3 separate regions of the Mus musculus genome follow, and regions 1 and 2 are each linked to region 3. Evidence: chromatin loops called from intact Hi-C (ENCODE). Cell type or tissue: left cerebral cortex. All regions are shown on one strand. Each heading gives the region's core, and the rest is flanking DNA. Links, peaks and the distances in the headings are about the cores only. Region 1 overlaps Smg6 (Smg-6 homolog, nonsense mediated mRNA decay factor (C. elegans)). Region 2 overlaps Smg6 (Smg-6 homolog, nonsense mediated mRNA decay factor (C. elegans)). Region 3 overlaps Smg6 (Smg-6 homolog, nonsense mediated mRNA decay factor (C. elegans)).

Region 1 (10,204 bases), core at 1,536-9,535, 120 kb after region 3:
AGGAACTACCGACTGTTTCTTCTGAGTCACCTTTCTACTACTTCATACTTTTTAGCTCTGTCCTATCACCTTCTTGATTCCCATTGCTCTTGCCATCTTTCTCTCCTCCAAATATCATCTTCCCTTTGTAATCCTGACACACCTCATTTGTACAGTCACATAGAAGAAATGTCTGTTCCCCTTTTTAAAAATTTGCTTCATTATGTTCATCTCTATTTTTTTCCTTCTGTAGGAAAAGCTCCAAAAAAATCATTTATTTGACTAATTCAGTTTTCCTGTTCTAGTTAACTGCTATTTGCTGCATTTCCTGAGGTTGTTTTTTTTAATTGTTTTTCTCTGTATAACTGCCTACTACGGATTGAAATGCAATCAGTTTGATTTTTAACCTTTTTTTATTGAAGCCATAACTGTCATAGAGTAATATAGTAAATTTAAGGTCAGTTAATTGATTGCCTGATTGGTTGATTGACTCATAGTATGTGCTACCCAGGATATCTTCAAACTCCTGCAGTTCTGCCCTGGGTTCCCAAGTTCTTGGGGTTACATGTAAACATCACCACCTGGTATCCTCAGCTTTTATATCATTCTCTTCATGCTAACTGCTACCATGATCAAGATCAGAATGTGTCTCACATCCGGGGGGTTCCCTTATGCCACTTCTCATTGGTTCTCTTAACATTATTCTACCTCATTCACTGCCTCTTAGTTGTATCTGGTTTTGGGCTGCATATTAGTTGAATCATAATGTACATGTACTTTATAGTTGTTCTTTCATCCAACAGTCTATGAGAGTTTCATTCATTTTTATTGCATGTAATGTTAATATTCATTGTTCATTGGTGTATAATATTTTAATAGTATCCTATTATTATGTTGAACATTTGTTTGTATTAACGTTTAGGGCCTATTATGAATAACGCTACCATGAACGCTTTTCTGTTTGTATCTTTGTTAACTATATGCTCTTTTCTTTGAAAAAGGTCATAAAGTATACATAGGCTAGGCTAAGGACTGTAGCTTAGGAGTGTGACGTTGCTGCTTGAGAGGCCAAAGCAGAAGGATGAGAAGGCCAAGGCCAGCTTGGATCCTGTCTTAAAACTCAAATCATAAAAATGTAAAAGGAAGGGCATTTTTAAAAAAAAAGAAAGAAAAAGTCAGGCTATGGTAGTGTGTGCCTTTAATCCCAGCACGCAGGAGACAGAGGCAGGTGGATCTCTGTGAGTTCAAGGCCAGCTTGGTCTACAAAGTGAGTTCCAGGACAGCCAGGGCTATATGTACAGAGACCCTGTCTTGAAAAACCAAGGAGGGGGGGGTGTGGAAGGGAAGATACTGGGGTCTGGAGAGATGACTCAGTAATTAAGAGCACATGCTGCTCTTCGCTGAGGACCTGATTTCATTTTCAAGCACCCATGTCAAGTAGCTCACAGCCACATGTTATACTAGTACTTGGCTTCTGTGGGCTCCTGTGCTCACATATGCCTACACATAATTACAGACATACACAATATGATCATAAACATTGTATACATTTATCAAAATTTCAAAGAACTAATAAAAATTTTGCATCTTTTTTATCTTTTTTTTTTTTTTTTTTTTTTGGTTTTTCGAGACAGGGTTTCTCTGTGTAGCCCTGGCTGTCCTGGAACTCACTTTGTAGACCAGGCTGTCCTCGAACTCAGAAATCTGCCTCAGAAATCCACCTGCCTCTGCCTCCCAAGTGCTGGGATTAAAGGCGTGCGCCACCACGCCCGGCTCTAAAAATTTTGCATCTTAACATTAAAAAGAAGGCTGGATTATAACTCAGTAGTACATTTGAAAGAACCTATGCTTAGTTCCCAATACCACCCCAAAAACAAACAAACAAAGAAAAAATGAGGCCTAACTAAAGTAGGCTCTGCTACACAGATTGCAGAGTGGTTGCACAGTGTCTCAGACAGGCTCCAATGTTTGAGAGTTTTAACTATACATCTTTGCAATCTTTATTATTTGATTTGATTTGATTTTTTCTAGTGGGTTTATAGAAGAATCTCTTTGATGTTTTTAGTGTGTGTATTTGAGTGCTTTCTACATGTCTGGGTGATGTCTGAAGCCAGAAGAGGAAGTTAGATATCCCCAGGAGCTGGAGTTACAGGCATTTAAGCCAACTGATGTGGGTGCTAGGAATCAAACGACTCTCTGGAGGAGCAGCAGATGCCTTTAACCACTGAGCCATCTCCCCATCCCTGAATCTCATGATTTAAACTTGCATTTCCCTGATGAATGGTGATAATTGAGTTCTCTCATGGTGCTGCAAGCCAAATCACTAATTCTCTGTGGTAAACCTGTTTCTGATTCCATGTTTTAACTTGTTGTCTTTTTCTTATTGGTTTGTATATTTGCCTTTAAAATGATCTTTTTTGTGGTTATGTTTGCTTTTGGTTTTTGATACAGGGTCTCTGTGTATTCTTGACTATCCTGAACTCACACTGTAGACCACACTGGTATGGAACTCACAGAGATCCGTCTGCCTCTGCTTCCCAGGTGCTCGGATGACCCAGTTTAGTTTAGTGTTCTTAGTCTCTCATTTATTTGTTTGTTGCCTCATGGAAAGCCTCAGTTTTGTCTTCTGATAGCTAATACAAATCCAGCTAACTGTATCACATAACTGCATAACCTTGGCTCTTGGCCTACTTGTTCCAGATTAAGGGTCTTATTAGGAGGTTGCTGCTGCTAAGGCCTCATGAGCGTTCTTCTCAAGCCTTTGGTGGGCTGAACTTACTGGTCCTTTTCCTCATTCCGTCTCCTCTGCAGTTTCTCTTGTAGCATATTCCTGCCTGTGGTGTATACTTACCTTTTCATCAGACATTTCAGTAGAAAACAGGAAGGGAGATAAGGTGAAGAGGCATTGGACCATTCTAATTACAGCTCAGTGCTGGTTCCTATGGATGTAACTTAGTGTAGAGTCTTTGCCTAAAATGCTTAAATGTCCTGAGTTCCACCCCCAGGACAAGAGGGAGGTATTTCTTTATTTTTTGTTGTTAGTAAAATATTTCCCTGGGGGTTGGAGAGATGGCTCAGTGGTTAAGAGCACTGACTGCTCTTCCAAAGGTCCTGAGTTCAGTTCCCAGCAATCACATGGTGGCTCACCACCATCTGCAATGTGATCTGATACCCTCTTCTGGTGTCTGAAGACAACTACAGTGTACTCATATACATTAAAATAAATAAAATCGGGCTGGTGAGATGGCTCAGTGGGTAAGAGCACCCGACTGCTCTTCTGAAGGTCCAGAGTTCAAATCCCAGCAACCACATGGTGGCTCACAACCATCCGTAACGAAATCTGACTCCCTCTTCTGGAGTGTCTGAAGACAGCGACAGTGTGCTTACATATAATAAATAAATAAATAAAAAATAAATAAATAAATAAATAAATAAATAAATAAATAAATAAATAAAATCATCTTTAAAAAAAGAAAACAACAAGCTTATGGATATATAAAATATATAATATATCCATATATTATATATATATTATATAGAGATAAATATTATATATATAAAATTTGTTGACCACCACTCTCCTGATGTAAAAAATGGCATCAACAGTGTGCAGTGGAATGACCAGCTTGTTAAATACAGGGAATATATCATCAAAATTGCCACCCCTAGAATAGGCAGGCTCCATACTCTCTTCAATGATTCCAGAAAGTTCTCTGGATATGGATCGGTGTTGAATCTGTTCAGCAGTGTTGACAATCTGATCAGAAGTGATATCTCCTACAAGGCTTAAATCTCAGCACTCAGGAGGCTGAGGCAAGAGCACCATGAATTCAAAGCTGCATAGCTAGAGCCTTTCTCACAAAAACAGACAGACGACTCTGCTTTTTAGTATTTAACATTTTTCCTCTTGTTTTCCTCCTCTCCTAGTGGTACCTTGTGAGCCCCAGTAATCAGGAAAAAGGCAGAAGGTGCTACCTCAGTCTGAGCCTGTCTGTTCTGAATGGTTCCACAGTCTTCTGCAGACCTATCTTGTCTCTGGTTGTCTTGACGATCCATCTTGGGGCAGACCAGTAAGAGGTGTAGGACTGACTTACTATCTGCCACCTCACATTAAAAACTTGAAGTCAAGTTTGGTAAGCATGGCAAAAGTATCCGGTGACTCTGGGTGGCCAAAGGTTGTGCCTTAGCTTCTTCCAAGTCAGAAGCAGAAAAATTAATTCCTAGGTTTCCAGTTTAAATATCTTATGGTGGCTGCTCATTTTATTAAGATGGGTATTTCACTTAGAATGTATTTGTATGGCCTAAAAACACTTTGCCAACAAGCTCCAGCAACCCTCCTAACCCTCCCGTCCAGAGTCCTTGAATTACATGAATCTGTAGCATGTCCATGAGTGCTGGGAATTTGAACTCTGGCCCTCAGTCTTACATAGTAAGTGCTATTCCCTGAGCCATCCCCATAGTTGCCTAATATGGATTTATATGTATAGGCTTGTTACTTTATAACAAGTATATCTGCTATGCTCCCTTAAAACTCAGGAAAGGAAATGAGCCAGGCATAGTAGAGTACACCTTTAATCCCAGCACTCAGGAGGCAGAGGCAGGTGGATCTCTGAGTTTAAGCCCAGCCTGGTTTACAAAGTGAGTTCCAGGACAGCCAGGGCCACACAGAGAAACCCTGTCTCAAAAAACAAACAAACAAAAACTCAGGAGGGAAAAACCCAATGATTCATGAAGATGTCTCCCTTAAGTCTTTCTATGTTGGATATAAATGTTGTTACTTGGTATACACACACACACACACACACACACACACACACACACACAGAGGCACACAGGCTATGAGTGAGGACAAAAGCTCAAAGGCTCAGGAAGACAAAGGAAGAACTGGACAGAGACAGATGCCTAAAGTGAAGTAAGGGGCCATTGCTTTCCACTCCATTTAAGATGACCTACCTGCTGCCTTCATTTGATAAAAATGCCACATGCCCCTTTTGGCAGCTATATAACTGACCCTGGAATTAGGAATAATAACTCAAGGAACAATTTGAGAATTTTATGGTCTTATAGTGCCAAAGACAGCTTGTCAAAGGCTGAGCAGGAAAGCAGGGGCTGTTTCCTATGTTCTTTCAGTTTTCATGTGGGTCATAATTGTCAGGAACTAGTATGAGAATAAAGCGGAGTTTAGAAGTTTGAGGCTCATTATGCCTTATATTTCCTGCTTATTGTTTCCTGTTTGTTGCTTTTTGGTGTAAGTAAGGATTTGTTTACTTAACAAGGCATAATGCTCCTATTTGTAGTCCTAACACTCAGGAGACCAAAGCAGGAAGTGTCAACTTCAAGGCCAGCCTAGGTTACAAATTAAGATCCTGTCCTTTTTTTTTTTTTAATTAGAAAAGTTCTTTAAGTTTTATTCTCAACTCTAGTGGGAAAAAGTTTAAATAACTTTTATTCTTGCATTATAATACAAAACATAGACTTGGAATGGACTCTTTACTAACGTTTAAAAAGAAATGCAGTAATAAAAATTTAACTAAGAATGCCCTGAATGTTACTTGTAAAGACATCCTCTTCCCCCAAGGACCAACCTGATTGGGGCTCTCTAGACCGGTGCAGAGAGGTGAAGTCCAGCTAACGACATCGCCACTTGTGTAAGAGATTAAATAGAAGGCAGACATATAGAGATTTGTAAATATATACTTGGTGCCAGCAAAACCACAAAAGATGCTGTATTTGTGGTCTAGGGAAGTTTAAATAGTTGTGGTCAAACTTAAAATTCAACATAGACTTCTCCTCTGTGATGGAAGCCTTCCAGAAGCTGCGTGGTGGGTGTGTGAGCTGCATAGACTCTTCTTACGGAGCTGGGCTGGAAAAGACCGTTTCCTTCTTTCATGTATGCACCTACCAGTGTGACTTCCTGATACTCCAGTGACCTGCTTAGAGAGGACACTCAGAGGTCCTTTCTGCTCTGTGGCTCACTTGTGCAATTCTGATCAATAGCATCTCATCTCAGAACCTCTCCGTGCCCATCTTACATTGATGCTAGCACATTCTCACGGTGTTGTCTTTCTTATAGTAAGTCCCACCTCTCTCTACACTTGATTCTTAGTCTATGAAAGAAGAACATTGTTTTGTCCACTGGTGGGGTCCTGGTGCCTAAAATAGCAACTGTCATACCACACCAGGTGTGTAACACATATTCAATAAATGTACTCAGTGAAGTGCTTTAGAGTGTTTGGGGAGTGTAGTCTAAAGAGGGTCTCGTGTGGCAGACCCTAGGACTATGAAATCAGCCTGAAACACTTCAAATATCTTTATTTTTTCCTTTTTTGGGGGGTGGGGATGGGATGGGGTGTAGTTTTTTGACAGCTGGGCTGTCCTGGAACTCGGTAGACCCGCTGACCTCAAGCTCACAGAGATCTGCCTTCCTCTGACTCCTAAGTGCTGGGAATAAAGGCATGCACCACCACCACTGTACTTTCTATGCTGTGGAAACTGTGGAGTCCTTGAGACAGGCACTACAGCTTTCAGATGCACAGATACCTGACTTACACAAAGTTAAAGTTTCATTTTCACAGGAAAAAAAAATGCACTGTTTCTGGCTTTTGAAATGGTTGAAAATCCATTGGTATGGGATGTTTGTTGAATCGGTATGGGAGCTCTTTCTAGGCAGTATGCAGGCTGGAGCACATACACACTAGTTACATGCTTTTCTGATATGTAAATACAATCCTTTGTGCCCAGCCTTTGATCCTTCAACACCCTACCGGGCTGAGGAGTTTGTTGCAACTGACCACTCCTAGGCTTTGGATTTGAGCACATCTTTCTCCTATCTGCTTTCTTTGCTGCCTTTAGTAGGGTATCTTACCCGTCCTCCTCTGTTGCAATAAACATGTTAGGTTTTTCTGGGTGTGCTCCAGAGCCTCACTGCTGATGATCTGGAGCATTCAGTAGGACGTGTACTTCACAAATGATTTTGATAATCTCTGTGACTCTGTTAAGTATATGTATTATGTATGTATAAATATATGGCATTTATATAAGTATATTTATAAGGTTAAATAGAGAGCTCAAATGAGTCACATATGGCAATGGCTCTAAAGTAGACACCAGAAATTGGCCACAGGGCTAAGGAACAAAAGATCTAGAAACCTAAGGTAAGATATAATGTGCATTTTTATAATGTATAGTGTATTTTTCAGCTATACATTACTCAGCAGCTTGGGTTTGACCTGATTGGAACTGGAGTGCCACCAGATCGTGAGAAGGTCTCACATTGAATATCTAGACTGTGTTGTTAGAAGCAAGGGTGGCTTCAGCTTACACGACAGCTGTTAGTTCTGTCTTGTTGATTTTAAAAACTCAGACTGTGTAGGAGTTCCCTATACAGACTGATAGAGTTTTACTCTTTCTGTCCTATCAGTATGTAGCACCAAACCGACACTGAAAAATGTTTAGTTAGAGATGCGCATGTCCTTCTCATGTGCTTCTCAAACTGAACATGCACCACTCATTGTGGGTTGCTATAGCAAAGCCTGCTCTCACCCTGCCAACAGCACAGATTGAATAAAGAAACAGCAGTGGATCAAGGTTGAGCTCCATGGAAGCTGCTGAGTGTCCTCATTGGGCTCCACCAAATGAGCTTCCCAACATAGCTGAGCAGTGGCTTGCTACTTGTCTGTCCCTCTGCAGAGTTTCTCTGTGTAGAAAACATCAGAAGCTGGGGTCTGTAAAGTAAACCATCTCCAGACCCTTCACTGGTGCTTCCTTCAGAAAGACAAGACTGAGGGAGCCCAGAGGCTAGGGAGCTGGGGTCTTTGACATGGACAGAGTGAAATGCAAGATGATAGCACTGCAAGGCTGCTGAGAAAGCTGTGCACTTGAAAATTCTGCCCAAGGTCAAAGTGTTCCTCAACTCCTCACAAGTTTGGTGTTCTGAGTTTCTTGCCAAAAACCCAATTAAACAACTGATGTTTGTTTGTTTGTTTGTTTACTCAAGACCATCCTTGAGTAAGTTAAGTTCCAGGCCAGCCTGGCTACATAAGAAAACCCTACCCCAAAGTAAAGATGAAGGTGACAGTGGTTAATCTATAAAATTTCATTAAGGATTAAATGAGAAAATAGGTGGAGATGTTTAGGTTTAAAAATACAGGTCTTTCTCAATATGTGTTCTTATGTGAGAAAATATTTCATTTAGAATTATAACAGCTTTTGGGGGTTCCCTTAATAGCAGTCTTTCCTTAAAAAGCTGTTACAATCCTGCCATACAACAGGACCCATGTATCTTCCCAGATCATCATGAAATTCTAGTTCCTGTTTTCTGTAATTCTATCCTTTCCATGATACATTTCCACACTTTCCCCATTTGCTGTTGCCATTGCCTGTGTCTTTGCTGTCAAACCTGTTAAAGTCACTCTATAGTCTAACATTCAAGCCTAGCACAAAAGTGAGCTATGTGTAGGTGACTTTTCAGAAGGCACAGCAGGTATGCTCACAGGCACAACACCCCAGGATTTTCCTAGAAGCGGAAACCAAGCCAGGGTCTGCAGCCCTTGCAGCAACACAACCCCACTTTGGAAAAGAGACCATGATGTGGGCGTTCCTGCCTTTCTCTTGCTGGCCTCCTTTCCACACCATTCCTTCTGCAGTCCCACCCCACTCAGCCTTGGCACACAGTCCCATGAACATGCCACCTGCCTTCTCTCTCTGGCCCCATCCTTTGGCTGCCTGGTTTATTTTTTCCACATCCTCACCCTCTTCCAGCTCCAAGTTAAATAACCTTCACAGATGGCTTGTTCCATCAGAGCTGTTCAAGAACACAGCACAATAAAGTAGGGTCCAGAAGAAGCTGCCAGAGTCTGAGACTGCTCTTGCTGTGGTGGTTCAAGATGATTTTGTCATCTTCCCTAGAAGTCCACAGACTGGGAGCAGAGGGCTTGCAAGAGATGAAGAACAGAGAGAGGGATCCTCAGTACTGTAAGCCTATGGCAACGAGCAGCTACTTCTCAGTTAGATTAACAAGTCAGTCTGGACTGGCTATACCACATGCTCCATTTTCCACAGAAGACAATGAGAGCTCTTTGTAGTTGGCAATTCTCCCCTACTTTTTATGGCATAGAAACCCAACAGGAAATGGCAGTCCTGTTTGTTTGGGCTAGTGGTTTGAGTCTTGACTGAACATCTTCATGAACTCCTCTAAGAGGTCTAGATCCCTGACTTGTGTAACCTTGAAGGGCAGTATTCCCAACTGTCAGCACGCCCTAGGGGAGGGGTTGGGCGCTGGATGCCTATTGGAAATCCTGTGGAGAGACAAGACCCAGAATCTCACTCTTCCCTTGACATGACCATGGAGGCTTTCTGTCTGCCCTGTCATCATCTTCTTATTGCTGTCTCTGACACTCAGCCTCTGTCGTGCCTGCAGTGGTCTGCAGAAGTTTACCTTTCCCATTTCTCCACTCTCCTTCCTTCTGTTATAATCACACGTCCATTTAATTTTGTCCTCACACTGAGTTAGTTTTTCCTGTGGGACTTGAGACCTCCAGAGGCTCTCTGTTTCTTTTCCTTTCCACTCTTTTGAGCTACAGCCTTTGTAAGTAGATTCCTCTGAAGTCTCCAGAGAAAGGGTAGTGTGAGCTGTTGATGGTTAAGGTCTCTCTTACTTAGTTAACAGAGTGCTCCTGAAGGACCTCCCTCCCTCCCTCCCTCTGTCCTCCAGTAAAGAGCATGCTGGCAGCTGATCTTTTTGAAAGCTAGCATGACAGGGCAGAGACCAGAATATGTGCCATGATCAGATGTGTTATGCAAAGACCTTCAAGAAGAAACCTGTGTTAGGACTTAGCTTAGCATAAAGCTAAGCTATTTCTTAGATCCATGCAACTCACTGTCTGGTGAACTAAGTCTTACCATATTTTGTCTAGGAAATAAAAAGAATCTGAATGACAAAACCAGACCAGGTACCCTGAGAAGTTTTTGATCTTTGTTTACTTTGTGTTCTTACCTGCATAGTGGTAGTACTGTAAGACAACTCAGTGAGTCCAAATCCAGCTGAGTACATGTTCATTTCCTCCGCCATTCCGCTTCCTTTTCTGACCTCCCGGGATTGCTGTGATGATCAAAGAAAAGTACTTACAGTGCTTAGCTGCTGCACTCACTACTTTACCTACATCGCAGCATTTCCAGTAAATTGGGATATTGCAACCACCAAGAAAGTATGACCAGTGAAAAGTGC
Region 2 (10,204 bases), core at 842-8,841, 87 kb after region 3:
GTATACATTTAATTATTACTTAACAGGTGTTTGTTTATTAAATATGTGTGAGATTTGTTTTTATTAGGTTCTGTACACATTAGACCATTCAAGGCTAGGCCTCTGACTTCCCTGGTGATTTCTGCTTACACATAACTGTTGTTTGCAGAAGCAGAGACTGCTGCCCAAAAGAAACAGGAAATGAAGGAGGACGATCAGACTGGGACTTAGTATCTTTTTATCTCCATAGTGGAGGTTGTTTTCTCTCTGTAACAATGAAAATTAAGGAGCATAACATTCCTTTTATTTTAATAGAAAGCTGATTCTGGTTTACTACTCCCTTTACTCTCAGGGTGTAGCAGTTACACTAGCTCTGTAAGCTGCTGGTGCATATCCTCAGAATGTACACCCTCAGAATGGAGTCACCTCCTTAGTTTATCCCTTTCCCCCAGGGACCAAATTGTTAGTCACAGTTGTAGGGTTTTTGTTTTGTTCCCTCTTCTTCCAATTCAGTTTTTTTTTTTTTTTTTTTTTTTTGGTTTTTCGAGACAGGGTTTCTCTGTATAGTTCTGGCTATCCTGGAACTCACTTTGTAGACCAGGCTGGCCTTGAACTCAGAAATTCGCCTGCCTCTGCCTCCCAAGTGCTGGGATTAAAGGCGTGCGCCACCACGACCGGCTCAATTTTAATTTTGCATTTTAATTCATGCATTCTTGCATACATATGTGTGTGCTTACGTGTTTGTGTCAAAAGACAACTTCAGGAGTCAGTCAGTTCGCTCCTTTCGCCATGGGTTCTGGGATGGAACTCTGAGGTCCTGAGGCTTGCACATCAAGTACTTTGACCTGCTGAACTGTCTTGCTAGCCCTGATTTATAGTTTGACAAACACCCATGGTTGTGTAACTATCACAACATAAATATAAAGTGTTTTATATCACCCCAAAAAATTCCCTCATGCATGCAACCCTGGTCCTTGCATCCTGCCCCCAGGCAATTTTTCTGCTTTTTTTCCTTATTACTCTGCCTTTTCTAGACTGTCGTTAAGCAAGATCATAACAATATATGGCTTTGAGTCTGGCTTCTTACATATGATATATAATGCATTTGAGATTCATCCAGGTCGCTACCTTTGTCTGTAACTCTTTCTGTTATTGCCAAGCATTGTATAGATATACCACAGTTTGTTTATCCATTCACCAATTAGTGAATATTTGGGCTGTATGTAGTTTTCAGTAATCATGGATAGAACAACTGTAAGTATTTATGAGTAAGTTTTAAGTTTTCATTTCTCTTAAATGAATACCTAGCAATGGAACCGGTGGTTAATGTAACTGTTCAACTCTTTTCCAAAGTGGCTATACTATTCTATAACCAGATAGATAGATAGATAGATAGATAGATAGATCCATATATATGCAGTGTGGTTCTGTGTCATCATCAGGACTTGGCACCATCAGGTTATTTGAAGGGTTTTGTTGTTTTGTTGTTGTTTCGTTTTTCTTCAAATCATTGTGATAGGTATCTCATACATGGTTTTAATTTGCACTTTTCTCATGGCTAAGGATATTGAGCATTGTTTCATGTGTTTATTTGCTGCTTGTATGTCTTCTTTGCTGAATTGTCTGATTACATCTTTTGCCTATTCTTTAAATAGATTGTTGGTGGTTGGTCTTAGTGGCACACAACTATAACATCAGTACTTGGGAGACAGAGGCAGGAAGATGAGGAGTTAAAGGTGGTTGATTTGTTTACGAAGTCTGTTTTGAGGAATGATCTAATGTAGCTAAGACTGTCCTGGAACTTACAATGTAGCCAAGGTTGACCATGAATTTCTGATCCTTTTGCTTCTACTTCCCAAGTGCTAGAACTAAAGTCATGTGCTACAGTGTCTGGTGTATGCAGTACTGGGGATCAAATCCAGAGTTCCCTGTATGCTAAGCAAGTGTTACAAACCCAGCCCTCTTACTAAGATGTAAAGATTCTTCATATGTTTTAGATAAAGGTCTTTTGTCACATAAATATGTATTGTAAATATTATCTCATGCTCTGGTATGTCCTTTACTTCAGAGATTGTTTAGACTGACTCAATCTTGAGACATGGAGGTAGAGGAAAGTAAGGAGATTGAGACCTTAGTCAGCAGATGTGTGCAAGGAGCACCCCTTTGGAAAGAGTTTACAACTTTTAGAGTTACAATTTTAGGGGAGAAGGGAGGTTGAGATTGAGTTGTACAGACCAGACCCCTGAAGCTTTCAACCACTCCCTAGTTCCTGCCCCTACTTCTGATGTTGATTCTGGACTCTTAACTGAGTTCAGCCTGGCTCTGTTGCCATCAACTCCAGACCCACTGAGGCCTTGGCAGTTTTAGAAAACAGAACGGACGGGCAGTCTTCTTGTTTGAGTATGTCCCAGAATGAAGTTGTTTGTGGTAGTCATCACTCCTAAGCCCTAAAGTGACACTTTCAGGGAGCCACCTGCTTTGTGGAGGGGAAACAAGCATCAGCTGAGCTTAGTCCGGACACTGCCACATGGGCTTTGTAAGAGAACAAATGGCAGTACTAGAAAGCCCCTGAGGCAGCTGAGTTCAGTTCTCAGAATGTACATTAAATGTGGATGCAATATTTACCAGAGATTCTTTCATGTTCCTTGAAAGTCTTTCCACAGAGCAACCCATTTAGGTTTGGCATAGAAAAACGTATTCTGCCCATAGAACAAAAGAGAAGGGAAGATGCTATGTGAAATTTTGTTGCTTTTTTGTTTGTCCAGGCTGGTTTCAACTTATGATCCTCTCACCTTATAGCTTCCTGAGGATTACAGGTGTGTGCTATAACTACAGGTGAATCCTGTCACTTTTTAATTGCTGGTCCCTGTTGACAAATTTTTCTAACACAGCACTTGCCTCTAGCAGAATTTCTTTTCCCTTTTTGTGTATGAAGTGGGTCACTGACACAGCCTGCCTAAGAACCCAGAGGACTGTTCCTTTCTCCAGGGTAATGTTGTTTGGTCAAGGCTCTCTGGCCTTTGACTTCAGTAGAAATGATGTACACAGAGAAGAATTTCTGACCCTTCACTAATCTGAGTTATTTAGAATGCCTTTTAGTAAACAAGGCATCTGCTTCTGGGCAGCTCTGAGCTTTCTTTTTCTTCTTTTGAAGGCACAATTTCCTCTTTTTACTAAGAACAAATAAATTCAATAGAAGAAAACTGCAACATGGAGTAATCACCTTGTTTTAAAAAACATAGGGAGGGTTAAAAACAAATTGTGCAGTAAATCTGCAAGTGTGAAATCTGAGGGAAACGATCCCATCTGGAACACCCTACCAGGGGTACCCTGGCTGGGTTGTGGAACAGTGCAGATTGAGGAGGGAAGAAACAAAACCTGTAGTCTTGAAAGATGACAGGCTCATTAATTGATGTCCATTTCAGCTGGTGCTGTGCCAGCTTATGTTGGCTCCACTCCAGCGTTCCTGTAATTTGGGAGCCAGGTGTGAAGCATTTTTGTTCCATCTTGTTCCCCAGCATCTACAGAAGCCTTACACATCTCACTTGAGGGAGAAGCCCTCTGGAGGAAACAAATGTTCAGGTAAAGGTGGAAGGCAAGTATCATAGCTGCGTTATAGATATCTAAAAGAAAACAAAAACAAAAACTTCTACACTCGAGTGAGATCTGGGCTTGAGAATTGAGGGAACAGATATTAAGTGGCTTCAAAATAATTATTCTAATCAGACCAGTCATTTTGAATCTTTTTAAAGGTAGGTATTCATTTGTGTGTACACATGCTTGCATGCACATGCGTGTGTGTGTGTGTGTGTGTGTGCTCTGATTCTGTGCCACAAGTGTGAGGTACCCATAGACACCAGCAGAGGGCGGGCATCAAGACCCCTTGGAGTTAGAGTTGGATGCAGTTGTGAGCCTCCTGGCATGAAGCTGGAAATTGAACTCGGGTCCTCTGAAAGAGCTGTACATATTCTTAACCACTCAGCCGTCTCTCCAGCTCCCTCTACCCCTTTTCTTTATTTTTTTAAAACATGTCTTACTAGACATACAGGGAAACATCTTTCATATTCGCCTTTGTGTGATTCAGAGAGCAGCAATATAAGGAATGACGGAAGATAGCCATCAGAGTTGTAGGTGATCACTTCCACCTGTGTTTCAAAGACCACAGTAATAGAAGCAGCTGAGAGATTAATTACGAGCCCCTGACTGCAGTGTTTCTTTATTGGGGGGACGGGGCTTTTTTCTTTTCCTTTTTTTCTTTTCCCTTTCCTTCCTTTCTTCCTTCCCTCCCTCCCTTTCTCCCCCTCACCCCCCCACACTTCTCTTATTTTCTCTCTTCCCTGTGTATATGCATGTGTGCATGCCCGAACTCATGCATGCATGCAAAGGCCAGAAGTCAACTAGTGTGGTGTTCACCTTATTTTTTGAGACAAGAGCTCTCACCTGGGACCTGGGGCTGGCTGGCCCACAAGCTTGAGGGCCTCTCTCTGCCTCCCCAGTGCTGAGACTGAGAACACTTGCCACTGTACCAGGCTTTAGACGTGAGTGTTTGGGATTAAACGCTGGTCCCAATGATTGTGTGGCAGTCTCTTTACAAACTGATCCATCTCCCTGGGTTTTTTGTTTTTTGTTTTTTAGTTTTTGTTTTATTGATATCAATGAACACAGTAGAAATCATCAAGCAGTAGCCATCCAGCACTTTGATATTAGACCCTTAGTACAGTAGGCCAAAGAAGACATTCCTGTCACAATCCAATCTATATCCTTCCAAGTCTTCAAACTAAATTGAATATTAAAGAAAAGAGAGTTCGTGTTAGATGAGGTAACATATACCTTTAGTCCCAGCATTCAGGAGGCAGAAGCATGTGGATCTCTGTGAGTTCAAGGCAGTCTGGTCTATATGAATTCCACAGTGAGACCTTTTCTCAAAACAAAACAAAAAACAGGTAGTTCTGGGTATGCCTGGGTCATCTCTGAGAACATTAAAAGCCAGTTGATGTTTTACCATTGGCTTACATTTTTATATAAGGCCATTTCTAGTCTTCCAAAAGAGCTGTTTCCTACAGCATTCCTATAGACTGACAACTGAAAGAGCCCCTTATGGTTCCTCCCTTTAACTCTGGGTCTTATGCAAACAGAGCTGACCTTTGACATTGAGAATCAGACCACATTATCCAGGAGAACCCACAAGCCTGTTTCCAAGGCTTCAGATGTCCTAGACTCATAGGGAATCCCATGTTCATTGATGGCTTGCTTGCTTGGTTTGTTTGTTTGTTTGTTTTAAATCAATACTGGAAGCTGTGAAATGCCTGTACCAGACAGTTCAAGAGGCTAAGGAGCTAAAAGAAAGATTTCCTGTAATTATTCTAATTCTTTGTTTATTGCTTAGTTGGGTTTTTGTTTGTTTGTTTGTTTGGTCTCACTCTGTAGCCTTGGCTAGCCTGGAACTCTCTATGTAGACCAGGCCAGCCTTGAACTCATAGAGATCCTCTTACCTCTACACCCCGAGTGCTGGGATTAAGCATATATGTCACCACATCTGGTTAGTCTAGTTCTTCAAAGTATGTCCATCTTGTTTTATTTATTTGTGGTAAAACATATATAACATTAAATGTAGCATTTTAACCATTTTTAAAACCTGAGGTTCTGCAGCATTAAGTATGTTTTCATTGTTGGACATTATCGCCATCATCTCCAGGACCTTTTCATCTTTTCCATTGGCATCTCTGCACCCATTCCTCATCCCCTCAACTTCCTGCCCTTGGAAACTACCCTTCTACATTTTTCTCTCCTTAAATTTGACTATGCTATGAACTCTAGATTTCTCTTTTTGTGACTGGCTTATTTCACTTAGTATGTTTTCAGGATTAATCCTCATTGTGGAATATGTAAGAATTTCCTAATTTTTTTTTTTTATTTTTTCAAGACAGGGTTTCTCTGTGTAGCCCTGGCTGTCCTGGAACTCACTCTGTAGACCAGGATGGCCTCGAACTCAGAAATCTGCCTGCCTCTGCCTCCCAAGTGCTGGGATTAAAGGCGTGCGCCACCACGCCCGGCCATTCTTAACTTTTTTAAAGACCAAATTACTTCATTATAGGTATGTACCACACTTTGTTTAGCTGTTCACCTGTTGGTCAACACAGGGTAGATAGATTTATTTGTTTGTATGTTTGTTTGTTTGTTTTATGTGTTCTACCTGTGTATATGTATGTGCACCACATATGTACCTGGTGCCTATGGAGGTCAAAAGAGCGCATTGGATACCCTGGAACTGGAGTTAAGGATGGTTGTGAGCCATTATGTAGGTTCATGTATTTTTGTGTGCTTCCTATAAATCAAGCAGGGCCTAGCATATGTTAAATTAATGCTTTCCTACCAAGCTATACCTCTAGCCCTTGTTTAATATATCTGAAGCCAGAAAGATGGCTAAATAGTTAGGAGCAATTACTTCTCTTGCACAGAACCATTTGTTCCCAGCACCCATATATAGGGCAGCTTACAACCACCTGTAAATCCAGCTCTAGAGAACATGACGCCCTCTTCTGGCCTCTTTTGGGCACCAGCACACTCATGCATATAAACATGCACATGGGTATGTAATTTAAAATAAAATAAATCTTTCTCATTTGATTGGCCTTGGATTATCTGAACATTTCCCCCCTCTGAAGTAAAGTGCAAGTATGACTTTCAATCAACTCCTACTATAGGCAACTTGTGTGGCTTCAGGCAATTCATATAGCCTCTTTGGACTCCTTTATCTTTTTCAGTGAAACAAGAAAAGTTATAGTGGTCCTACCCAACTCAAATAGCTCTCTGTATGGATAAAAGAAGATCAGATTTGTGAAAATACCTTGTAAACATTGATGAAAATGCTATAGATAATAGATAATATCATTCTGGCCCTTTAAGTCCACTGTTAATAGAACACCTTATCGGAGCTGAAGCAAGGTCTCTTCAGTAGGTGAGGAAAGCAGAGCACAGCTGATGTACATCTTCCTATCTCTTCATCACCCAGTGTAGAGTTGTCTCCCCTGAGCTCAGTCAAGGGTCACATCCTTGATAGAGTTTTCCCCTGCAGTATAACCACAGAGTCAGAGCAGCTTTGGTTAGAGGTGTAGATAGCATGGACTTGGACATGAAGTGAATATTTTATACCGTTTTCATGCTTTTCACACACTTCACCGGGTTTCAGTGACATGTAACTTTGTTGGTTTGGAACTGTGTGCTTCCACACACATTGTTTTTCTTAGTTATATATTCTGTACTCATTTAGTTATATATTCTGCACTCATTTATACTACTGTTTCTTTGCATCAAATATATATGTAGGGAGGGAGAGAGGATATAAGTAACTAAAAGACATGAAACACAGTAAAGATTTGGATGAGCATCATTCACCTCAGGAACAGATGCAGAAAGTTAGAATCTGTACTGGTTCAAATTCAAGGTGAGTCTCCACTCCATAACTCACAGTGTCCATACGGACGCCTAGTTGAGCTGAGAATGGATAGCGAGGAATGACACTTCTTTATATGGCTGCTGGTCCAAAGTCTATCTATATTTTTCTTTGGAAAATTTTGGAGGAAAATGGGGGCTTCATTAAGACTTTATCATAGAGATTTCCTTTCTTTCTTATATCAAACAATGGGTTAATGGGTTTGGGTTTCGTTTTGCTTGAGTTTTTTTATGGGGGAAGGGGAGTATTTTGTTGTTGTTTTGCTTTTGTCACTTTGAGGCAGTCTCATACAGCCCCTACTGGCCTTTTATAGACTGATGATTACCTTGGACTGTTAATCCTCCTGCATCTACTTAACAAGGACTTGGATTGCCAGCATGTACCACCATGCCTGGCTAAGCAATGTTCTCAATGCAGAGAACAAATTATCTGTGTGTGCATGGCCTATTTTTGGAACTACATGAGTACTCTTAGGTAAATTCAAGTGCTGCCACCAAAAGGGAAAACAGGTATCTCCTTTGCATTTGATTTATTAAACATAAATTTAAATTTTTTTATGCATTATTTGTGTGAGAGTGAGAGTGAGGTACACATTGGCTGTCAGAGACTGGCCTTCAGGGGTCAGTTCCGAGGCAGAGAACTTTTGCTTCTGTGGCTGAGCTGCATACTTCAGAAGATGTGACCTGTGACCTTGCACAGTTCTCCTGTCTCTGCCTCCCAACCCACAGCACAGCTGGGGCATAGCACCAGAGCTCAGTTGGCTTCTATACCCCCTGAGCCATCTCCCAGTCCATCCCACCCCCCACATCATAGTTCCTTGCCTCTTCTGGGTTACTTTCAAGTGGGATACTGATTTTTGAAAAACTGCAAAGGTCTTTGTACTTTTTTTATTTTTTTGACTTTCTGAATTTTCCTAAAAGCTTATTTAAGGAAACACATAATGCAAACCCTCTAGTTTTCTTGGCTCATGAGCATTTTCAGTGATGGTGATGATAGTAGTGCTAGTAATAATAATAGCCACGGTGAGATTATATCTTCACTATGTTCTACCTTCCTTCTTAAACACCTTGATGATTTTTTTTTTTTTTTTTTTTTTTTTGGTTTTTCGAGACAGGGTTTCTCTTTATAGCCCTGGCTGTCCTGGAACTCACTTTGTAGACCAGGCTGGCCTCGAACTCAGAAATCCGCCTGCCTCTGCCTCCCGAGTGCTGGGATTAAAGGCGTGCGCCACCACGCCCGGCCGATGATTTTTTTTCTCTGCTTTTCTGGTTTGTTTTGAGACAAGAGCTTACCATGTAACCTAAACTGGTAGTAAACTCACGAACCTCTTTCCTGCCTTAGCCTCCTGTGTTCTAGGATTGCAAGCTTGTGCCACAGAGACTCAGCTTCCTTTTTACTTCCCATCAGTGATGGTGGGATCTAGAACCCCAAGTACACAAGTGGGTTCTGCTACTGAGCTGTATGTACCCTTAGCCCCAAATTGTTTCCTTTTGCCTGGGAAGAGGTGACATCATTATCTCCATTTATGGAGTGAGGAAACTAAAGCTTATAAAGTGACCTGTGCAAGCTACACATCTACTGAGGAACAGTATTGGAATTTCAATACAGGTCTATATGATCTACAACTATAATCTAATCCTACCAGGTTTGTTTATTATTATTATTATTATTATTACTGTTTGGTTAGGTTTGGGTTGGGGGAAGTTGTTTTGTTAATTTTGAGACAGAATCTCACTTGTAACCCTGCTTGTTAGAAATCACTACATAGACCAGGCTGGCCTTGAACTCACAGAGAAATACATCTGCCTCTGAGTGCTAAGATTATGTGTGTGCTACCACACTCTTTTCTAATTCCTCCACATTTTTTTGTTTGTTTGTTTTTGTTTTTCGAGACAGGGTTTCTCTGTGTAGCCCTGGCTGTCCTGGCACTCACTTTGTAGACCAGGCTGGCCTCGAACTCAGAAATCAGCCTGCCTCTGCCTCCCAAGTGCTGTGATTAAAGGCATGCGTCACCACCGCCTGGCAATTCCTCCACTTTTATGTGAGGAGTTTAAGATACAAAATGCTTAATGATGTCTTTTGCCTTTGTACTATGGTAGGATACTTTGGTTGGTTGGTTGGTTGGTTGGTTGGTTGGTTGGTTGGTTTGATGTGTTTTTAAATATTTTTATTATTAATAAAAGTGTATGTGTATATGTGCATGTATCCAAAGTTAGGAGCATCCTTTGGATGCTCGAGTTACAAGCAGTTGTAAGCTGCCTGATGTGGGTGCTGGGAGTTGAACTCTGGTCCTCTGTAAGGACAGTACATGTTCTTACCCACTGAGCCATCTCTCTAGCCCCGTAGGATACTTTGAAGGATTGTCTTTATTGACACAGCCAAAGTACTGACTATAACGTCATGCTTCCTGAGCTGGCATGATAACAAGAGTCTACAGATCCTGTTTTGTTTTCTTAAGACCAAAGTGGGCTTGTAATTTACTGTTTATCCAAAGCTGGGTTTGAACTGGTGCTGATCCCACAGACTAAATGAAAAGAGGTTCTTAGGTGTTTCTGAGTGCCCAAGCAAGCTGGTACTGGCCCTGGTAATTTCTATCAATTGCTAAAAATCTGGCTCTTTCACTTTAAAAGCTTTATAGGGGTAAGAAGAGCAGGTGGCAAAGCATGGAGTCATCTCAGGAGGATTCACACGCTAGTCTACTCACAACTAGTCCTAGAGCCTCACTGTGGGGACAAAGGAATAAACCTCACAGGGAGAGTTAGTGACCATGAG
Region 3 (10,204 bases), core at 1,014-9,013:
CGGGGAAAAATGGATCCAATCCAGCCACAAACATCACTCCCTGCCATTCCTAGTCTATCAAGAGTTTTAGCAGCTCTGAAGATTTTTAGAGGGAAACAATTTTTGCTTTGTTTTGTTTTGCTTTGTTTTGATTTGGGGCAGGCACTTAAAATGGCATAGGGGTCTCGGAAAGTAAACGCATGGCATGTTTTGGGCCAGTAAAAATGAGGACACTTAAGCAGAGGCAGACTAGAGTAAACTGTGATTGGCTTGTAGCTGAGCCATGACTTCTGGGCACCAGAGGGTCAGCAGTACAAGTTACCATCCAAAGGAAAGGTATAAAGATTGCCAAGGTTTGATAAAGCTCTGAGGTTTTCTTATCAGGGAAGGATGCTATTTAACGATAAAGATTAAGGTTGGAGCAAAACTCACACCACCTTTTCCCAGGATTTGAGAAGGATTGTCTGCCTTGACTTTCCAGAAGCTATTTATTAATCCAGCCTAGAGCTGTTCCCCACTGCACCCCTCAGAGTACCACAAGCAATTTGATGGGGTAGGGTGGGGGGTGGTAAAAGATATTTTGCTGACCACGAATTGTTCAGCATAGCCCTAAGGCCTGTGTGCCTGGTTTCTCTCTGTAGCACCAAGTTTGAGTTTGCTTTTTATTTCAGAGGATTTCAGCTGTGGTTTACTCCTTGTTGCCAAAGGAGCTCCAGGCATGCACCACTGTTTAGGATCCAGTGGCCACATTTGGCAAGCACTGGTTTGAATGACCTCTCCTTAGAAGCCCTAGGTCACTGGCTGGATTTCTGCCTCCCTACATTACAGGCTCTTCCTGTATTGGGAGTGGCAGTTGGCCAGGGCATTGTATTTCCACTGGTCTGAAAACATACAGACCCGATGAGCAGAGGCTTGTGAAAGGGAGGAGAGCAGCCCAGGAAAGGCTAGAAACAGACCATTGGGAACCCTAGGTTAGGCGTCCTTCAAGGGAGAGTTTGGGACCCATGGGTAGGCAGTGAGTGTGATAGTGCCTAAGAAGGCAGAGCATTGCTCTTTCCTTTTCGTTCTTTTTGTTTTTAAATTTTAGACAAGCTATTGCTGTGTATCTTTGGCTAATTGAACTTGAGATCCTCCTGCCTCAGCCATTCAAGTGCTGGGTTTACAGGCATGATCTACCATGTCTTGTTTCTGAAGTAATTCTTTAAGTAAAGAAAGTTTTTTTGTGATTAGATTCCTTTTACGGAGCACAGTTTTCATAAAGGAGACTTAGGGATGGTGTAGGTACTAAAATTTAAAGGAAATATTCTCACTGTCTAGAAAATCTGTTTCAAACAGAAACTCTTATCAGTTTGAATCCATTTAATATGGGGGGTGGGCTGTGCTAAGAAATAGCCTGCTAAATAAAGTATAATAACTTACAACAGCTATTTATCCAGTAATTGAGTTGTTTTTATCTCTAAGCTTTGAATATTTTTCTTTTTTCTTCTATATGTGCAAAACTGTGGAATAAGTAGGAAAGAAACTTCCTAGGTATTAGTTGTGTGCTTGGGAGAGGGGAATTGTTCTTCTGAGTGCCTTTAAGAATGTGCCTCAATAATGGAATCCCCATATTTGTAGGATGGAGACATTCCCTGCAGTGGCTGAGAAGGTCCTTAAGGAGTTCCAAGTATTGCTGCAGCATAGCCCATCTCCTATTGGAAGTACCCGTATGCTGCAGCTTATGACCATCAACATGTTTGCCGTGCATAACTCCCAGTTGAAAGGTAAGGGAAATCTAATTTCTCCATCTAGACAGAGTTGAATTTAGTATCTTTGCTACCTTATCACTAACCCCATCTCCACACACACAGACACACAACACACAACACACAACACACACACACACACACACACCTCTCCCTTCTATTGCTTCTTAGATCTTTATTTTAGTCTCTAAATTCTGTAAGACTCTATAGTGCTTGGTTGGGATATTAAGGAGAGATTTGTAAATATAAAGTTTAATTTAAAAATCCAGAGATGCTTTTGCACATCTGGCTATGCTAATGGCAGCAGCAAGGCCTCTTAGAGGCTGCATACCCAGGACTTCTCCCAAGAGAGAGGCATTGCTGAAATGTTTCATTCCAGAGACCGTATGCTTGGCAGGGATTAGGCATTGCTGTTTCTGGACTCGTGTACCCTGTTTGTTCAATATGGAAAAGTCTAGTTCCCTATGGGATATCCCTTATGGGACCCTGCCAGAGAGTAAGAACAGAGAATTGATGAGCTTTGGTGACTCAAATCTGGAAGCACAAAACCCACCAGGCCCAGAATCTGGCCAGTGTACTGGTATGCGTTCTGAAGTGTTTTTCTGAACACTTCTCCCCACACCCCCGTATGAGGCGGGAGGCCAGGAGGGAAGGGCAGATTGGCAGAATTTTAAAATGTTCTGATGACCATGCTGCATTTGAAGGATGTTTCTAGGATCCCTTCCCCTCCCTCTTCCTCACTTAGGTAAGGCTGATGTGGTTTGACTTGGTAGAAATATGTAGTCTGAGTGACATTATTTTGTGTTTCTTTACACCATGTTGCCAAGGAGTCATTCCAGAGCATCAACAGGGAATGTTTGCTCAGATTCTTATCTGCAGTGCCAGGAAGTAGGAATTGCCCCATGGAGACTGTGTCACAAAGCAGATGTAATGTCTCTGGACAGTGCCACTGGCTCTTCAGTTCACCTTTTCTCAGAAATTTCTCCTCTCACCTGCACTTGATCTGCTTCCCTTCCTGTCCATATTAGGATCTATGTTCAACTTGCTGCTGCTAGGGAACTTCCGTAATGAGTGAGCCTGCCGAACTTTCCCTATGGACAGGGCTTCTCTTGGGATTTGAGGAGCTTCTTAGCTGGTCTGCCTGGGTTTTCAATCATATCAGTCCTGGAAGACATTTCCTCATCAGGTTGACTTATACAGCATCCAAAATGTTCAGCAATGGGCAAGATACAGAGGCTTAGGAGCCTTCACAACTTAGCCAATTTTTTGCTGAGGTGGCTGTTTGCTGAGGTGGGGTTGCCAGAGGCCTGGAGCCTTAAGGGACAGCACTGATTTCTAAGGAGAAGGAAATAAATAAGTTTGTAAAATGCTGCCCTAGTGAGGCTGTGCAGTCCTAAAGGGAGGGAAATTTTGCTACCAAGAATGAAGCTCTCAGGGTGTGGTGGCACATGCCTTTAATTTTGGTCTACTTATCGAGTTCCTGACTAGCCAGAACTACATAGTAACACTGTCTGCTCAATGGGCTCTGTAAGTAGGGCCTCCAGTTGCCCCTGTATTCATTTTCTGCTTTCCTACCCAAGCCACCACTGCCGTGTGAGCTGGAGAGCTGGGACACACAGTTCAGCAACAACTGACATATGGTCTCTATAGATGTGAATATAAAGAACCTGGTTTCAACACTTTTGGTGGAAAGGAGTACCCTAGACTTTCATAGACCACCAGTGAGTCTTTTTCTTGTAGCTGTTAAGTAAAGGTTAAGAAAATAAGGGTGTTTGATATCAGTGGGAGGAACAGCCCTTGGGCCTGAGGGGGTTCGATATCCCAGTGTAGGGGAATGCCAGGGCGGAAAGGTGGGAGTTGGTGGGTGGGTAGGGGAGCACCCTTATAGAGGCAGGGGGGAGAGAGAATGGGATAGGAGATTTCTAGGGGGCAGGGGGAGACCTAGGAAGGGGGTAAAATTTGAAATATAAATAAAGAAAATATCCAATAAAAGAAAAAAAGAAAGAAAATATGGGTGAAAGGAAGATAAAGGATAGAGGACTCTTGCGTATTTGAGGCCAAGATACTTTTGTAGCACTTTTCTGTAGTTGGTCATGAGGTGGATCCTCTAGTCAGGAATGACAAGTAAAGGCCTATAGCCCCACTCCCTGTACTGCCCTTGCCCTGGCTCTCACCTCCATGAGGCAAGAGGAGCCTGAGCTGAGGTGGTCACAGGCTCCAAGGGTGGTTCAGGGAAAAACAACCCAGGCCACAGGATATAACACTCAACTGGGACACAGAGCTCTGCGGACGTGCTGCCAAGTACCCGGTGTGCAGCTGAGGCGGCCATCCAGACCCCACTGTGTGGGCTGCCATTGGGATAGGGGTGAACAGAGCACTCAGCAGGGCTGGTTGGTGGGAAGATGCACTTTTCCATTTCCCAGCACATGAGTCATCTTCTCTGGGCCCCTGTGCTGTGCTTGCACGGACAGTGGCAAGAAGGGGGTGTTGTGGCTGAGTAGCAGCATCTGTGCCGGGGGTGGAGAGAGAAGAGGGCTGGGGAGAGGGTAACGATTTAAGTCCTTCACTAATCAGCAGCACTTTGAATCACATTTTTATGAGTAAGGAAGTGATAAATCAAGCTCTGTGTGTTCAGCCCCCAAGTTCTGTCAGCTGGTGCCCTTCTAACGGGTTCTCTCCCATCTAGTCTGCAGGCTGTCACAGTCACCACCTAGCCACAGGACCCTGGCTGTCTGAAACCAGGAAGTAAGGCCTGACACAGCCTGGCCTCCCAGGTGCTTTGGGTCCACGGTGATTTGGCAGTCATTGCAAGTTACAGAACATCTGGACCATCATTTTTCTTTCCATTCCCTCTTGGATATGTCCTTCTGGGTGGGTGTTTACATATGTCAGTTCCTGGATTCTCTGGAGAAGAGCATTCCAGCCTGAAGCAGAGGTGATCTTGTAGCCCAGAAAGATGTTAGATCCTTTGTCCTTGTCAGAGCCATTTCCATAGATGTGGGGTCAGAATTATGATTTGGAGAGCAACAGAGCTTCCTTAAAAAGTGTGTTCTTTGCTGATGGCCCCCAGTCCTGCAGTACTATCATAGGTCATTCTTGTGTTTTGTGTTCCCTTTTCAAGAACTACCTTCTACTACAGTAGGCCAGGGTATACATAATGTGCTTGCTAACATTTTATGGTATTTACTTTTTAAATAAGCTTTTATTGTAGACTTGAAATATTTACAAGCTTTGGATATGGTAGGAGACAAAGTAGGGGGGCAAAACTGTGGTAGAGAGAATGGTGTCCTCCCCTGCATTAGGTTTTGGAGATACTAACTTCCTTGATCATGAGCCCTATGCAAGATCCTACCCCTGTGGTATTAGAGTCAGCTTGGAATCCTAGCACTCTCTACGAGATGATTGGAGACAGCTACATTTGAGGTCAGGATGGGATATTTGGGGGTCCTTAGGCTGGTATTCATTAGACACAGGTATTTATTGAATGCATGTATGTTGAATGCAAGAAGTTGAAGGCCATGGCTCTAGGAAAGCTGTGTGCCTTGCTTGGCTAATCTTCAAAGTTGGTAGCTAAATGGCTGGTTCCTCGAGTGATGTCACAATGTCTGTAGCATTCAGAGCCTAAAAGGAGAAAAGGCCTTCTTCCTGTATCTCAGTATTTAATACTTCAGTAGCCATTTGGGTAGCTGGTAAGAAGCTAAAAGGTAAATTGTTGAATTTAACCACAAGTACTTCAAGAACTTTAATTTAAAAAAAAAATGTAACTTAAGGAAATAAAACTAGTTTCTCGAGGACAAGTAACTGAAGCAACATTTGTGGTAGGGCATCATGGAAACCTCTTTGCATCCCCCATCTGTGCCCAATTTATTCCAATCTGGACTTCCACTCGGTGCCCCCACTCTTTTTAAAAATATGATTTATAATTTTTGAAATCAAAACCATCTCAGGCACACTGTTTTATTTTACTATATTATTGGATTATATTTCCTATAAATCACTGGATATTACTCATTGGCCACCATTGGAATAACTTCCCTTTTCTGTGCCCTGGCCTTTTCTTTTCCCTTCTCTATTTGTTCATAGAGTATGACTCCATTTCAGTCCTGCGGAAGAGCCCTAGTAGCAGCAAGAGGGCACCCAAGAGACACTTTGTGAGTGTGTGTGTGTTCATGTTGCTTGCTCTAAGGGAACATCTAGGAGTTAGAATTGGGCAGAGTCAGACTGGCTTTCATTTCATGATCCTTCATGTTTGCTTTTGGTTTGGTTTGGTTTCTGTTTTTTGAGACTGCATCTCATTCTGTAGCCCAGGCTTGTTTCAAGAAATACTCCTACACCACCTCCTGAGTACTAGGATGACAGGTATGGACCACTATACCTAGCATATACATACTTTATGTTATTAATATTCCCGAATTGCAGGAAATAGAGGAAGTGACACCTAGGTGTCTTGGGGGAATTGAGAACTACAGCTGTCTACCTGGCACTAACAGTTTAACCTATAGGCATGAGCTTCTTCATGCCATTAATAATATATGGGAGGTGACTATGGTTGAGAAGTTCTAAGACTTTTGGGAAGAACAATTTGTTCTCTCGTCCAAGTTACTTTTAAGTCTTTTACTCAAGCAGAATGTATGACGTGGCAGACCCTCTGCTTGACAGAACAGTTGTACAAAGGAAATCCACCTTTCATAAGGGCTAGACTTGGGGAGGCAGGCTGTTTAGCCAGACTCCTTTCCCTTGGCAACCTGAATATGGCTGTTGCTGAAGTTTCTGGAAAAGAAGAGTGACAGAAGTAGAGGGGTCAGGGACTCACCTTTTTTTCCAGTTCTGAGTTCCAGTGTCTCTCTTGTTTTCAGAATGAATCTACTGCTTTAGGCTGAGGAAAGAGAAACTGTAGTGAAAAGTTAAATGAGGAAGTTCAGTCATGCCAATAAAATTAAGCTTACTCTTAGCATCTCTATTAAGGAGATGCTCTTTGTTTACCTGAAGATAACAGTGTGTCTTAGTGCCCATAGCTGGTTGGTATCATGAAGAGTGCAATATCCCATTGGCAGACAAGATTATGCTAAGTCTGCATTTAGTTTAAGTTGCCATTTAATTCTCAATTTGGCATCTTTTTCTCTGCCAAAGACTTACACTAAAGGAGAAATACTGTTTAGGGAAATTTTGGAAGCAAGGTTTGCAGCCACCTTTTCCATTGTTTTTCCTCAATTTATTTACTTAACTTGTTCTTCAGTGTTGGCACTCAATTCAGGTCCTAGCACATCTAGGTAAACTCTTTATCATTGAGCCAAATTCCTAGCCCCAAATATATATTTAAAGCTTGGTTTGTTAGACTTTTTAATGGGGCTTTTTTGTTTGTTAAAAGTATATGGGGCTGGAGAAATGGCTCAGAGATTAAGAGCACTGGGTGCTCTTCTAGAGGACTTAGGTTCAATTCCTAGCACCACATGGCAGCTCACAATTATATATAACTCGAATTCCAGGGGACCCATGGCACCAGGGATATATATGGTGCACATATGTATGCATGAAGGCAAAATACCTATACATATAAAATAAAAATAATTACATCTTTTAAAAAAGAAATAAAGGCCTATTTCAAGAGGAAAAAATTATTTACAAAGTTTAAATTTATATAAGAACTATATATCAAATACTATATTTTGTATATTTCATATACTATATTTTGATCATATTTACCCCCACTCTTCCTGTTTCTATTCTCTACCTTCGTATTCCCCCAACTTTGTATCTTTTGTTGTTGTTTGCAATTTGAGACAGTGTTTCTTTGTGTATCCTTTGCTGTCCTGGAACTAGCTCTTGCTAGCTTTGAATTTACAGAAATCAGACTCCTAAATCCTAGGAGTGCTGTACCATTGAGTCTGGTTCACCTACCAAACACCACACCTTTAAAGAAAATTGAGTCTTTATCCCACAGAAGCTGTCAGTAGTCCATGGCTCCTTGATAATTAGGGGTTGGTTTGTAAACCCCTTTTCTCTTTATGTTAGACTGTCGACTGCCTTGATTGTTTATAAATCTTGTGCAGTTACACACAGCTGTTGTGAGTTCATGAGTGCAGTAGTTCTGTAATGTCCAGAAGATGCTGTTTTGCTGTTGTCCTCTCTGACAGCTTATTTAAATCTTGCCCCTTGTATCTTGACAGAGGGTGTAATATAGATGTCTTATTTGTGACGGAACACTCCACTCACATATATTCTCTCCACTTTGACCCCATGTAAGTTTCTTTGTAACCCTCCAGTGCACAAAGAAACTTCTCTAATGAGGTATGAGATGTACACTAATCTATGTCTGTGGGTATAGACATAAGAATTTAGAGAGCAGTTTAATACTATGTCCATTTAGTTGAGAAACAGTAGTAGGTTTACCCTTGGGGCCTGTGATTTCCCCAGCTATGAGTTGTTGACCAGTTTTACCGTATCATGCATGTGTTTCCTCCTGTGGACTTACTAAGTGCAATCAGGAAGTGATTGGTAACCTTAGAGTATTCTTGTCACTGTCACACCAGTGGCACATCTTGCCATGCCTCTTTAATTGTAGGCCAATAGGCTTGTGACTAGTTAAAGCTGTTGATCACTTCCCCCACCCCCACCCCCACCCCCACAGCAGAATATATAATACCTTCTAGTACCAAAGCTAGCCAGCAGGAAGGGAGTTTTCTAGTCAATACCAATTTTATTTCTCTATGTTCTGTGACCAATGTGTGTAGTGTCTTTACCAGTAGGGCCTCATATTCAGCTATGGTGACCAAACAAGAGCAATGGCAATAACTTGAATTATTCTGGGGGCCTCCAGGACACCTCTGATCAACCCAAGAGGAGGTATCCCATCCCTGACAGCCTCTGGCTTCTGTGATGAGCATAATCTGCTCTGTAGGGTCACTCCAGGGACTTTATGTGAAAGAGAGAGAGGGAGGAGAGAGAGAGGGGAGAGAGAGAGAACACAGAAGAGAATGAATATGAATGTGCTTCCATATCTCTTTTTCAAAGATCCTTAGTGTTAGTTATTCCTCCCCAGCCTTATTCTTTGTCATACTCTCCAGTCCTCCTCTCACCTTACCGCCCCCACCCCCCGTGATTCCCCCCCTTCTCCTTCATCTGGCCTGTGTTCTGCTATTCCCCCCTCTTTTAAGATTTTTTTTCTCCCTCTCCACTAATAATTTCTTTCTAGCTTCCTGGATTCTACAGGTATTCCAAAGTTAAACAAACAAATCTAATATTCAAAGCTAAGACCCATATGTGAGTAAGAACATGAACATTTGTCTTTTTGGGTTGGGTTTCCTCAGAGTATAATGTTTCTAAGCTCCATTAATTTACATGGAAGTTTTGTGATTTCTTTTTTCTTTTAAAGATTTTACACACACACACACACACACACACACACACACACACACTGTAGCTGTCTTCAGACACACCAGAATAGGGCATCAGATCCCATTACAGATGGTTGTGAGCCACCATGTGGTTGCTGTGAACTGAACTCAGGACCTCTGGAAGAGCAGTCAGTGCTCTTAACCGCTGAGCCATCTCTCTAGCCCAATTTCATTTTTCTTTACAGCTGAATAAAATTCCACTGTATGTAGGTACCACATTTTCATTATCAGTTCATCAGCTAATGAGCATTTAAGCCTGTCCTAACTATTATGAATAAAAGAGTGATAAATATGGATGAAAATGTGTCTCTGTAGTAGGAAAAAAAAGAGTCCTTTGGTTATGTGCCCAGGAGTGGTATGCCTGTATATGGTAGGTCTATATCTAGTTTTTTGAGGAACGTCCATACTGATTTCCACAAAGGCTGTACCAGTTTCCACTTCTAGTAATAGTGCATTCATTAGGCTCTCCATCCCTCATATCCCTGCCAACATTTATTGTCTTTATTTTGATCTTTGAGACAGGATCTCACTGTGTTATCCTGGCTGACCTGGAACTCATTATGTAGACTAAGCTGGCCTCGAACCAAGCGTTTTGTTCTGCCTTTGCCTCTCCAGTGGTAGGGTTAAAAGTTTGGGCTACTGTGCTCACCTGATTTTTTTTCTTTCTTCCTTTTTAATATTTTTTAAAGAATTATTTATTTTATGTTTATGAGTACACTGTAGCTGTCTTCAGACATACCAGAAGAGGGCATCAGATCCCATTACAGATGGTTGTGAGCCACCATGTGGTTGCTGGGAATTGAACTCAGGACCTTTGGAAAAGCAGCCAGTGCTCTTAACTGCTGAGCCATCTCTTTACCACCGCTGTCCTACCCCCATCCCCCAAATTGTTGTTGAGCCCATCTGCTCATCTCTACCTCTGGCCCTGGGCAACCTCTGATTTGCTTTCTTTTGTTGTAGTTAGCTCTGTCTTTTCTAGAGTTTCACATAAATGGAATCATACAATGCTTGCTTTTTTGTGTCAGACTCAGTAGATTGCTTTTATGGTTTATACATGGTCTATTTTGTTGGTATTTTATTCTTTTA

Evidence for each region. Peaks named below come from ENCODE experiments on the same cell type or tissue, not always from the same donor. Only the 100,000 strongest peaks of a DNase experiment are listed, where the experiment ranks them.
Region 1: a loop joins it to region 3, with 2.1 times the contacts of the local background. A loop is called at or near these places in 2 of 42 quality-filtered maps.
Region 2: a loop joins it to region 3, with 2.6 times the contacts of the local background. A loop is called at or near these places in 5 of 42 quality-filtered maps.

Annotation. Positions count from the first base shown.
Region 1 is chr11:75,110,822-75,121,025 of GRCm38, forward strand. The region is part of intron 13 of Smg6 (Smg-6 homolog, nonsense mediated mRNA decay factor (C. elegans)); the gene reads left to right. It overlaps Gm51907 (a long non-coding RNA gene), which reads right to left. Exons shown (of 3, transcript XR_003949714.1): 2 at 9,974-10,078; 3 at 5,535-8,911. Among named protein-coding and RNA genes, the nearest start is that of Gm51907, 16 kb to the right of the region's middle. In left cerebral cortex, for the core only: no CTCF peak of the experiment used is centred there; DNase peaks (open chromatin) are centred at 5,811, 7,487 and 8,663; H3K27ac peaks cover 2,789 bases.
Region 2 is chr11:75,075,428-75,085,631 of GRCm38, forward strand. All of the region lies in intron 13 of Smg6 (Smg-6 homolog, nonsense mediated mRNA decay factor (C. elegans)), which reads left to right. Among named protein-coding and RNA genes, the nearest start is that of Gm51907, 51 kb to the right of the region's middle. In left cerebral cortex, for the core only: a CTCF peak has its summit at 3,848 (motif pointing right); no DNase peak of the experiment used is centred there.
Region 3 is chr11:74,988,474-74,998,677 of GRCm38, forward strand. It overlaps Smg6 (Smg-6 homolog, nonsense mediated mRNA decay factor (C. elegans)), which reads left to right. Exons shown (of 19, transcript NM_001002764.2): 10 at 1,597-1,742. Among named protein-coding and RNA genes, the nearest start is that of Srr, 68 kb to the left of the region's middle. In left cerebral cortex, for the core only: a CTCF peak has its summit at 5,852; a DNase peak (open chromatin) is centred at 4,231; H3K27ac peaks cover 1,944 bases.